2 separate regions of the Homo sapiens genome follow, and region 2 is linked to region 1. Evidence: read pairs that join two places in POLR2A ChIA-PET (ENCODE). Cell type or tissue: Panc1. All regions are shown on one strand. Links, peaks and the distances in the headings refer to the core of each region. The heading gives the core; the rest is flanking DNA. Region 1 holds the start of LOC105374662 (a long non-coding RNA gene). Region 2 overlaps CLHC1 (clathrin heavy chain linker domain containing 1).

Region 1 (5,382 bases), core at 73-5,072:
TTTTTGTATTTTTTTTGTAGATGGGGTCTCGCCATGTCACCCACGCTGGTCTTGAACTCCTGGGCTCAAGCGATCCTCCTGCCCCAGCCTTCCAAAGTACTGGGATTACAGGTGTGAACCAATATGCCCAGCCATATTTTTGATGAATCTCAAGAGAAACGGAAGGGGCACTGCAAAATGACTGATTAGATTTCTAATTATCCGGGGTAGGTGGCAGTCTTGAGCAAAATTTAATTTGATATAAAAAAATGAAATATGACATTCCTTGTATTTGCATATCACAGAGCAAATTCATACCAGTTACCTTGATTCTGTTGTCATATTTCATCTTCATCATATTTCTCTCCATATCCTGTGTCAGACATAATTTTTATACCCTTCTTTAATGGCTTAGTATCTTATTCCTCAGTGTTACTCATATCCAGAATAGTCTTGTTATTTTCGATGACAACTCTCTATTGAAAGAAAAGGGTAGGAAAAATTAAGTATACTGAAACCGTCTTTCTAAGAAAAGTTTTTAAATCTTATTTTACAATATTCTCCCCTTCCTAACTGGGCATATGACCCTTCTGTCTTTTATAAATAGCCAGTAAAGTGTTTTTGCACATTTATACATACATAATACATATCCACAAACTGTCCCATAGACAGGATCTCTTTACTCAAGCTTAATTAAGTTGATTTGAAAGAACTAATTTTACACTATGTAAAGAATGCGCAATCTTTATCTTTTGAAAACCTTTTGGACTTAAAAAGGAAAAAAATTCTTTTGGAAGGAAATGACATTATACTTTTTAAAAAATATTCAGAGCTCTCAAAAGGTACACTGTATTCACTCTCTCTTTCTTTTTCCCTCTTTCCTTCCTTTCTTTCTTTCATTCTTTCATTCTTACATTCTTTCTTATTTTGAAACAGGAGCTCACTCTGTCACCCAGGCTGGAGCGCAGTGGCATGATCACAGCTCACTGCAGCCTCAACCTCCTGGGCCAAGTGATCCTCCTGCCTCAGCCTCTGAAGTAGCTGGGACCACAGGTGCTCGCCACCATGCCCTGCTAATTTGTTTTTTATTTTTTGTAGAGACAGGGTCTCACTATGTTGTCCAGCCTCGGCTCGAACTCCTGGGCTCAAGTGATCCTCCTTCGTCAGACTCCCTAAGTGCTGGGATTACAGGTATGAGCCACCACAACCAGCCTTCACTCTCTTTTAAGCTACTACACACCAGAAAATTAATTCAAAACTTACTCTGTCTAATTTAAATGGCATATATGCAGAACAGCATTATTCATACCTAAATATATATATGCCATTATGAATACTAAACATTTGTGATTATTGCACTACTTGCAAACTCAGAGAATTTATTTATTTCATCCCATTGATTAAAAAAAGAGATATCCAGCCAGGCATGGTGGCTCAGACCTGTAATCCCAGCATTTTGGAGGCCAAGGCAGGAAGATTGCTTGAGCCCAGGAGTTCAAGACCAGCCTGGGTAATATAATGAGACCTCATCTCTCAAAAATTTTTTTTAATTACCTGAGCATGATAGTGCATGCCTGTGATCCCAGCTACTCAGGAGGCTGAGGCTGGAGAATCACTCGAGCCTGGCAGGTGCAGGTTGCATTGAGTTAAGATCATACCACTGCACTCCAGCCTCGGCAACAGAGCCAGACCCTGTCTCAAAAAAAAAAAAAAAAAAATGAGTGAGAGAGAGATCTATCCCCTGCCTTTTTGCTAATCAAGATTGCTAATTCATTTTTATCAAATATGATGAAAAAGAGGCCTTACATACTTCTGCTTTTTTCCCTCATGCTGCCTTTAAATATAACAGCCATTTGATTCTTTCAGGTAGATGGGTACTTTACTTGGTAGAAGGCCTAAACTGAATTTCAACCCTTGACATAGTCAAGAAGCATAAATGTGCAATAATCTGTATAAAGACAGTATCTTTAATCTCTTTACAGAGATTATTTCTAACTGGCTATACCACTTCCAGGTATGGAACAGGCTGACAGAGCTGGATCCAAAGGGCTCAGAATGGAGCAACCAAGGTGTATTCACCTGATGCTTTGGTCTCCCTAAGCTCTTCCATAGAAACGATCATATATCACCTCGGCAATTGTTTTGTAAGTACTCAGAGATTATATCACAACAAAAATGCTATTGTAGATTCATATATCTCTCAAAAGCCAGAGACTTGAGAACAGCCAAATCAGGAGCAGCCACCACAAACCAAACTACCACACTCCCAACATGCTCCTGAAACAGGCCATCCCCAGCAAGCCCAGCCTTGGCGACTGGCCCAATTTCACCCACCCCTGGCCAGGTAGAGACCAATCTATAACACATTTCCAAAGCCTTATCTGTCTATAAGCCTTGGCTCAGTGATTCCACTTAAGAAAATAATCCTAAATTTCTGCAAAGCTCAAGAAAGCAAATATGTATTATGCTAAGTTCTATGCATCATAAACCATGGTAGGTGTTGGAAACAATAAAATTATTGCTTGCCCTTATGAACTTTATAAAGTGAACTGGAAATTTTATACTTCTCATTTACTGAATGCCTCCTATGTACCAGGTGCTCTACTAGGCATTTTATATGTGTTATCTCACTTAATCGTTACAGCCTATAAAATATAAGTAGTATCACCCATATCTCACATTAAAGCGGTTGAGTAATTTGTCCCAAGTCACACAGCTAAGAAGTAGCATTTCTCTGAGACCGCGCCACTGCACTCCAGCTTGGGCAACAGAACGAGACTCCGTCTCAAAAAAAAAAGAAGTAGCATTTCTGAGATTCAAACTCAGGTCTAAAGCTTTTCAAATTTCGTGTTTTACCCACCAAGCTGCATTATATATTTTAAATAACAGTAACAACATCAACAACCATCTAATGTAAACAATAGAGGAATGAGTACATAAGTTAATATCAATAGGTTGGATATGCAGCCATTAAAAGTGATATCTATGACAGTTTGTCACAACACAGAAAATTGCTTGCTTATAAATATAACAATAAAAACAGGATGTGGGGCTGGGTGTGGTGGCTCATGCCTGTAATCCCTGCACTTTGGAAGGCCAAGGTGGGAGGAACACTTGAGACCAGAAGTTTGAGACCAGCCTGGCCAACGTGGCAAAACCCCGTCTCTACTAAAAATACAAAAATTAGCCAGGCATGGTGGTATGCACCTGTGGTCCCAGGTACTTGGGCAGCTGAGGCACGAGGATTGCTTGAGCCTGGGAGGCAGAGGTTGCAGTGAGCCAAGATTGCGCCACTGCACTTCCGGCCTGGACAACAAAGCGAGACTCCGTCTCAAAGAAGAAAAAAAAACAACCAGGATGTGAATTCATATACTATGATTTAAACTATGATTAAAACACATACACACACACGTACTAGAATAAAAAGCACATTTAAAAAAATAGGTAAACCTCCTGCACTTTCACTTAAATAATACAAAATTAAGGGAAACTATAAGGGGAAAAATTGTGTTTTCACATACAATTCAGACAAAACAGTTGACCCAAGCCTATTTAAAATGGGGACTAGATCCTCTTTCCCCTAACAGTTACTTTAAAAATTTCCTCTCATCATCCTATCTTCTGTGTGAAATAAGAAGAAGCATATATTTGGTCTGACCCCAGTTCCTGGCACACAGCTCCTAAAACCCTTGTAATTTCCTGAGCATCTCAATTGCTAGGTGCATTCTTTGTTCTAATATTTGGTCTTTGACCCTGGTTCCTGAAACAGAGCTTAATTCCTTGGAGTTTCTTGGGTTAAAGGAGCACCTTTTGTTCTAATGAGGTGACTCTTCATGGGTTTCTGGAAGGGGGGTGGTCACCAGAAAGACCAACCCATGATTAAAAGTTTGGAACTTTCAGCCCTACTCTGCAACCTCCAGGAAGGAAAGAGGGACTGCATTTGAGTTAATTGTTGATCATGTCTACATGATTAAGCCTCCATAAAAATCCCCAAACTACGGGGTTCAGAGAGCTTCCGGGTTGCTGAAATCATGGAAGGTGGCATCCCCTAAGAGGCCATAAAAGCTCACAACCCCTTCCCCATACATTGCCTTGTGCATCTTTTTCATCTGGCTGTTCCTGAGTTGCATCCCCCCTGCCTTTTTTTTTTTTTTTTAAATAGAGGTGGGGTCTCACTATGTTGCCTAGGCTGGTCTTGATCTCCTGGGCTCATGTGATCCTCCAGCCTGAGTCTCTGAAATTGCTGGGATTACAGGTGTGAGCCACCATGCCTGGCCATGAATTGCATCCTGTTATAATAACAGGTAAACAAAAGTAAAGAGTTCTCTGAGTTCTGTGAGCCATTCTAGCAAATGATTGAACCCCTGGGGGGTCATGGGAACCTCTGATTTGTAACCAAGTCAGACAAAAGGTGTGGGTAATCTGGGAACCTACTATTTGCACTTGGCATCTGATGTTTGGGGCAGTCTCATGGGATTGAGCCCTTAACCTGTGGCGTCTGTGCTGACTAGAGTAAGTGTCAGAACTGAATTAAATTGTAGGATACCCAGTCAATGTCTGCCAAGAAGTGGAGAATTGCTTAATGTGGCCAAAACTCACACATTTTGGTGACCAGAAACATCTGTGTTGTTGCTGTTTTGAGACAGGGTCTTGCTCTGTCACTCAGGCTGGAGTGCAATGGCGCAATCACAGCTCACTGCAGCCTGAACCTCCTGGGCTCAAGTGATCCCCCCTGACACTCAGCCAACCAACTAGCTGGGACTTAAGGCACACATCACCATGTCCAGCTAATTTTTAAAGAAAATATTGTAGAGACTAGATCTTACTATGTTGCCCAGGCTGGTCTTTTACTCCTGGGTTCAAACGATCCTCCTGCCTTGACCTCCCAAGGTGCTAGGATTAAGGCATGAGCCACTGCACCTAGCTCTTTGTTGCTTTGAGAGTATAAACAGTAGGAGAAGACATTTTAGGTTTTTCCTATTGCACACTGTATTAATTAGGGTTCTCCAGAGAAATAGAACTGTGTGTGTGTGCGTAGACATAACAGGAGATATATACACACACATCCTATTGGTTCTGTTTCTCTGGAGAACCCAAACACAGTGTGTAATAGGTGTGTGTGGGGGTGTGTGTGTATATATACATATACACCCACACACACACACATAGAAGGAGAGAGAGGTAGATAAATCTGTTCCAAGGAACTGGCAATTGTGGGAGCTAGCAAGTCCAAAATCTGCAGGGCAGCCTGGAGACCTGGAGAGGAGTGGGTGTTGCAGTCTTCAGTTCGATGGCAGTCTAGAGGCAGAATTTCTTTCTCCTCAGAGGAGCTCAGTCTCTTAAGACCCTCAACTGATTGTGTGATGCCCACCCTCATAATAAAGGGGAATCTGTTTTACTCAA
Region 2 (5,382 bases), core at 305-5,304, 140 kb after region 1:
TCCAGCTACCTCCATATCCCTGCCCACCTTTTCTTTTTTGGTAGAGACAGAGTGTTGCTATGTTGCCCAGGATGGTCTCAAACTCCTGGCCTCAAGCGATGCTCCTACCAATCCTCCCAAAGTTCTAGGATTACAGACATGAGCTACTACACCTAGCCCAGTAAGTCATCCATTTCTAAAAAAGTTCATTCTTCCAAGCTTTGGTCTTCTCTGCTTACTAGGTTTTTCACTCACCCTACAGTCCACCCCCAACTCTTGGTATGAGTTTCAAGTCCTCCTTGCTTTGATTCAGGTATGATTCTCCAGGTCAAACCATCTATCTTTGATTTTAAACACAATTTGGTATTTGTTCCCTAGTTCCAAATACCCAGAGATGCAAGCTGACACTTTTATCTTCTGCCCAACTAGTTCCTTTTAAGAGGGTAGGAAGAGCAAAGAAGACAGTCATTAATAGTTCATTAACAATCAAATGTGCTAAAATAATGTGAAAATGAAGAAGGTAAATTATGTTATCAAGAAGCTAGAAGAAAAGTTTCTCAAAGTACCAAATGATTTCCATTTCTAGATCCCCTCTCAGTCCTGAAGAACAGAATTCTTTACAAGGTAAAATTTACAATTATGCAATGTGCAAATAGTACAAACAGAAATCTTTTCTCCTCACCAGGAGAAAAGAAACAGGGACCATATATGTCAATATTATTTTCTATTTAACACCATATGTTTTCTCTAGGAATTAAATTTACCAACAATACCTCCAAAATGACTTCACTATAACTATATTAATGTAAAGCAGAGAGCTCTTCATGTAAGAAAAATTCTGACAAGTGTTAACACTTGGGCATGCAAAGATAAACATGTTACAGTTATGACTTTCCTTTGCTAATTTCACACAGTAGAGTCGCAGCATGACTCTTGATATTTATAAAACCTATTCAATACCTTACCTTTATTTAAACATTCATTCAATGCATTCCTTAATAACTAAAACACCAAGAGCAATATCATTGATCCTAACAGCATATAAAATGAAGCTAACCTGCCAATGTACCACTTCTAAAGGATAGATTTTCTGTATGATATAAAAAGAAGGAAAGACCCTGTTTCTCTATTTTATACTCCTATGAATACGTATCAACTTTCCTTATTCTACTGGTAGGTATATATCACTATCTGAACCTCACTTTCTCTTAGAGTGAGGCACTAGGTTTTTATTTAGAGGAGAAATAAGAGTCATAGTGTGTAATGTTTAAAAATTAAAAGACTGAGTTTCTATTTTGCCTGTGACTGTTTTCTCAGAGACCAACAGTTTACTGAAGCCTTAAGGTAAGTACTTCCTGTGGCAAAGAGGAAAGATGCTGATTTCACTTATTTCACTGTCAAGGCATCTTCCGGGGATGGGGTGGAAAAAAAAAGCTGCATAAATAAATTAGGATTGGTGGGCAAACTGCAATTGTTTAGAAGGATAATAGGTATTTCTAAAACCGTAAAAAGCAAAATCAAATATGTTCCACAAAGTCAGAGCATTTTCTAAGCTGATCTCCCTATTTCCAATATTAATTCCAGTCTAATTCCTTGTAAACCATGACTAGATAATTCTAGATAGAACTCCAATCTACAAGGAACCTCAATTTAATGTTAGATCAAATCTAAACCAAGATTTTAATGATACCACAAACAAACTCAAAATAACAAGGAAGTATCATGTTTCTGCTTGCAGCCCAATTCCTAACAAATCAGATGATACTTTTAGATGAAAAGGTGAAAATTATTATCAGAGGGTACATACAGCCAGGTAGTTGATCAAAAACTGATAGTCTGGGCTAGGCACTGGTAGTTCATGCTTGTAATCCCAGCACTTTGGGAGGCCAAGATAGGAGGATTGCTTGAGGCCAGGAGTGCAAGACCAGCCTAGGCAACACAGAGACCTTGTCTCTACAAAAAATTTTAAAAATTAGTCAGGAGTGGTGGCACAAGTCTGTAGTCCCAGCTATACAGGAGGCTGAGGCAAGAGGATAACTTGAACCCAGGAGTTTGAGGCTGCAGTGAGATATGAGTGTGCCACTGCACTCCAGCCTGGGTGATACAGTGAGACTCTCTCTTTAAAAAATATATAAAGGAAACTTATAATCTGCTCTCAAGCTAAAATAACTGAAACACTCATTCACAGTCAGGAAATACAAATCCAGAATTGCATTTTTCCCATTCATGCCTTTCTGAGAAATTGGATGAACTTCTCAAAATCAGCAAATGGAATGTTATCATTCAAACAGTGGTGTTACTAAGGCAGGAATATTGGTTGTCAACATAGATCATTGCTATCCTCATGAAAACTTAATTGTCTTAAAAGCTTTATGATACCTTATCAAAAACATTTCGGTATATGATGTAATATTCATCAGCAGGTCCTTCCTCACTACAGCCCAGTCTTTCAGTTTCTGTAATTATGTATCTTTGCACACTTTCCAAAAATTCCTTGTCACTTCTACAAATGATAGGTGGGAGAACTGCATGTTTTCTTATTTGATGAACTGACATATTTGACAATCTGCACACTTGTTCACTGAAGAACAGCTAAATCTTGACCTGCTCTTGCAACAAAGCCAAAACTTTGATAAGCCTGAAAGAAAAAAAGAGCATCAATTAATATAATAATTTTTTAACTTAAGTCAAATATTGATCTAAAAATGTATTTTTTTTAGAAAAAAATTTCCTATCTGTCTCTGTGATAAATACTTCAACCTATGTATTAAAAGGTCTATGCTGCCAAGCGTGGTGGCTCATGCCTGTAATCCCAGCTCTTTGGGAGGCCGAGGCAGGTGGATCATCTGAGGTCCGGGAGTTCGAGACCAGCCTGACCAACATGGAGAAACCCCGTCTCTACTAAAAAAGACAAAATTAGCCAGGCGTGGTGGCGCATGCCTGTAATCCCAGCTACTCGGGAGGCTGAGGCAGGAGGATCGCTTGAACCCCGGAGGCGGAGTTGCGGTGAGCCGAGATCGCGCCATTGCACTCCAGCCTGGGCAACAAGAGCGAAACTGTCTCAAAAAAAAAAAAAAAAAAAAAAAAGTCTATGCTATTCCACTGCCATATGCTGCTGCTCTGGGACAGAAATACCAAACACCAGTCAATGAAGAGCTCTTCTCTTGCTAACTATGCACAACTCCTCTCACATGTATCATATAATCGATGGTTTCTTATGTATAATTCACACTTTCTAATAGAAGGTTTGGTATTTTATATTTATTTGTGTCATGTGGGAAAACTAATTTGTAAGCCTCTTGACACAAACAAGGTCAACTATTTTACGACCCCGGCGCTTATCTGGCCTAGCTTCACCCAGCACACAATAGCAATAAATAATGTATTTATTTTTATAATAAACTTTATTTTAATTCTCATCTTTAATATTAAAGTACCAAGCAAAAAGAGGTCCGGACTTCTGCTAAAATCCATCCCTCAATGATGTCAAAAGTAACAGTATTTTTCAGAGTATAGCTTTCAAGCAGCCGCATTATGCCGCTTTCAGTAAAGAATCATGGGCGGCGGCGGCCTGGCGGGGGCGAGCGCGCTGTGGGCCGGCCCCGCGCAGCCTCAGGGCACCTCCCGCTCGCCGGGACTGAGTTCCGCGCCGGCGTGGCCTGCTGTGCTCCGAGCGCCAAGGGTCGGCGCGACCGCTCTCGGCTTTGGGGACCGGATGGAGGAGCGGCGTGTCGGCCTCGGGGGACGGTTCCCCCGACCTCAGACGGCTCTGGGGCGAGGGAGGGCGCGCGGAGGCTCGCGGGGACCACTGGCGCCCCCGGACCCGCTCAGCGGTCCCTGCTCACAGGCACCGCCCCCAGGAGCCTCGGCAGGGGCCTAGGACGCCCCGGTGTTCAGAAGAGAAGCAGGGTCAGGTTCACGCACACCCGCGATCGGATCGTAACTTTTTTTTTTTTTTGAGACGGAGTCTCGCTCTGCCGCCCAGGCTGGAGTGCAGCGGCGAGATCTCAGCTCACTGCAAGCTCCGCCTCCCGAGTTCACGCGATTCTCCTGCCTCAGCCTCTTGAGTAGCTGGGACTACAGGCGCCCGCCACCACGCCCGGCTAATTTTTGTATTTTTAGTAGAGATGGGGGTTTCACCATGTTGGCCAGGCTGGTCTTGAACTCCTGACCTCGTGATCCATTCGCCTCGACCTCCCAAAGTGCTGGGATTACAGGCGTCAGCCACCGCGCCCAGCTGATCGTTAACCTTAAAGTCATTGGTAACCCATGCTTCCTGGAGTTGCATTTGGGGTCACCCAGCGGCGAAGCCCATACAACTTGATACGCCCTTACACACAAGGCTCAGTTCAAGCGAAGGGAGGTCACAGCCAGGAGCCAGGGGCCAGCTGATAATGTACTTGATTCCACAGTCAAAGGAGCTGGATGGCGTCCCATGCAGAGTGCCGTCCTCTGGGAGTGTTTGAGTGTGAACTCCACGCCTTGACAGCTCCCTCCTGCTACTTGGGGCAGAAGCTCCCCCGACACCCAGTGGATGGTCCTCCTGGAGGAAAGCTATGTCACAAAGGATCCCTTCACCTCCGACAATGTCAGATTCCTGGTCCTTAGCTGGCGCTGCAGTTTGTGCAGCAGGCTGTGTGGCCAGTGTACTCGGAGTGATCCTGGAGTCTGAGAAGTCCCTGAGCATCTGCCACAGGGCGACATGCACACAGGGGAGCTGTATCAACAGCCAAGGGGGATGAGATGGGCCAGGGCGGGAGGAACCCCCGCAGTGCGGCGTTGGGAGTGTCTGAGGCGCATGGAGGAGCTGGCGGTCCAGGAGAAGCTGAGAAAGGAAGACTGGAAAGGAGTGCAGTTTATTCTACTTCAAGAGATTCTGCCTCCCTTGTGTCCATGAGAACATCAGTGCTTTTCCTCAGGAAATTCAGCAAGACTTGGAGTAAAGCTCCGTCAAAGAGGCCCCCCAGCCAGCCCGGTTCTCGGACATTGAGTGCAGCCGGGGCTGGGTCAACTGGCAGCACCCTGCACGGAGCTCCTGGGCCAGCCTGCGCCAAGGATGCTGCTGAGCCAGGAGCCGCTGTGCCCAGCCTCTTTTCTGGACCACTGCGAGCAGCACTGCAGCCCAGGGGAGCTGGAGTCCAGCTTGTAGCAGCCACAGGCCCAGGGAGCTGTGCCGAAAAGGTAGCCCAAAGGCAGACAGATGCCAGACCAGACAGAGCCGGGAACCCGGCCAGGTGCCCCCGCATGACCCTCGGGGCCGAGGCCTAAGTGAGTGCTGCTCAGATGTGACTAAGAGGGATGACCTCCTTCAGCGAGAAAGCTCCTAAGAGGCCACCTGCAGGTCCGTGTGGGGGAAGACGCCATGCTGTCTCGGGACCATGGCGCAAGGTAGGTGGCTGCAAT

What was found. Peaks named below come from ENCODE experiments on the same cell type or tissue, not always from the same donor. Only the 100,000 strongest peaks of a DNase experiment are listed, where the experiment ranks them.
Region 2: POLR2A ChIA-PET joins it to region 1 with 12 read pairs; 3 of 35 experiments call an interaction of 5 or more read pairs at or near these places.

Annotation. Positions count from the first base shown.
Region 1 is chr2:55,080,185-55,085,566 of GRCh38, forward strand. It overlaps LOC105374662 (a long non-coding RNA gene), which reads left to right and starts at 21. Exons shown (of 3, transcript XR_002959387.2): 1 at 21-111; 2 at 1,994-2,123. It also overlaps a transcript of RTN4 not described here. In Panc1, for the core only: no CTCF peak of the experiment used is centred there; no DNase peak of the experiment used is centred there.
Region 2 is chr2:55,219,877-55,225,258 of GRCh38, forward strand. CLHC1 (clathrin heavy chain linker domain containing 1) reads right to left here. Exons shown (of 13, transcript NM_152385.4): 3 at 2,359-2,617. The coding sequence starts at 2,535. It also overlaps the pseudogene CDPF1P1. Among named protein-coding and RNA genes, the nearest start is that of CLHC1, 9.7 kb to the right of the region's middle. RefSeq lists a silencer at 3,523-3,902. In Panc1, for the core only: no CTCF peak of the experiment used is centred there; no DNase peak of the experiment used is centred there; H3K4me3 peaks cover 1,327 bases; H3K27ac peaks cover 1,779 bases.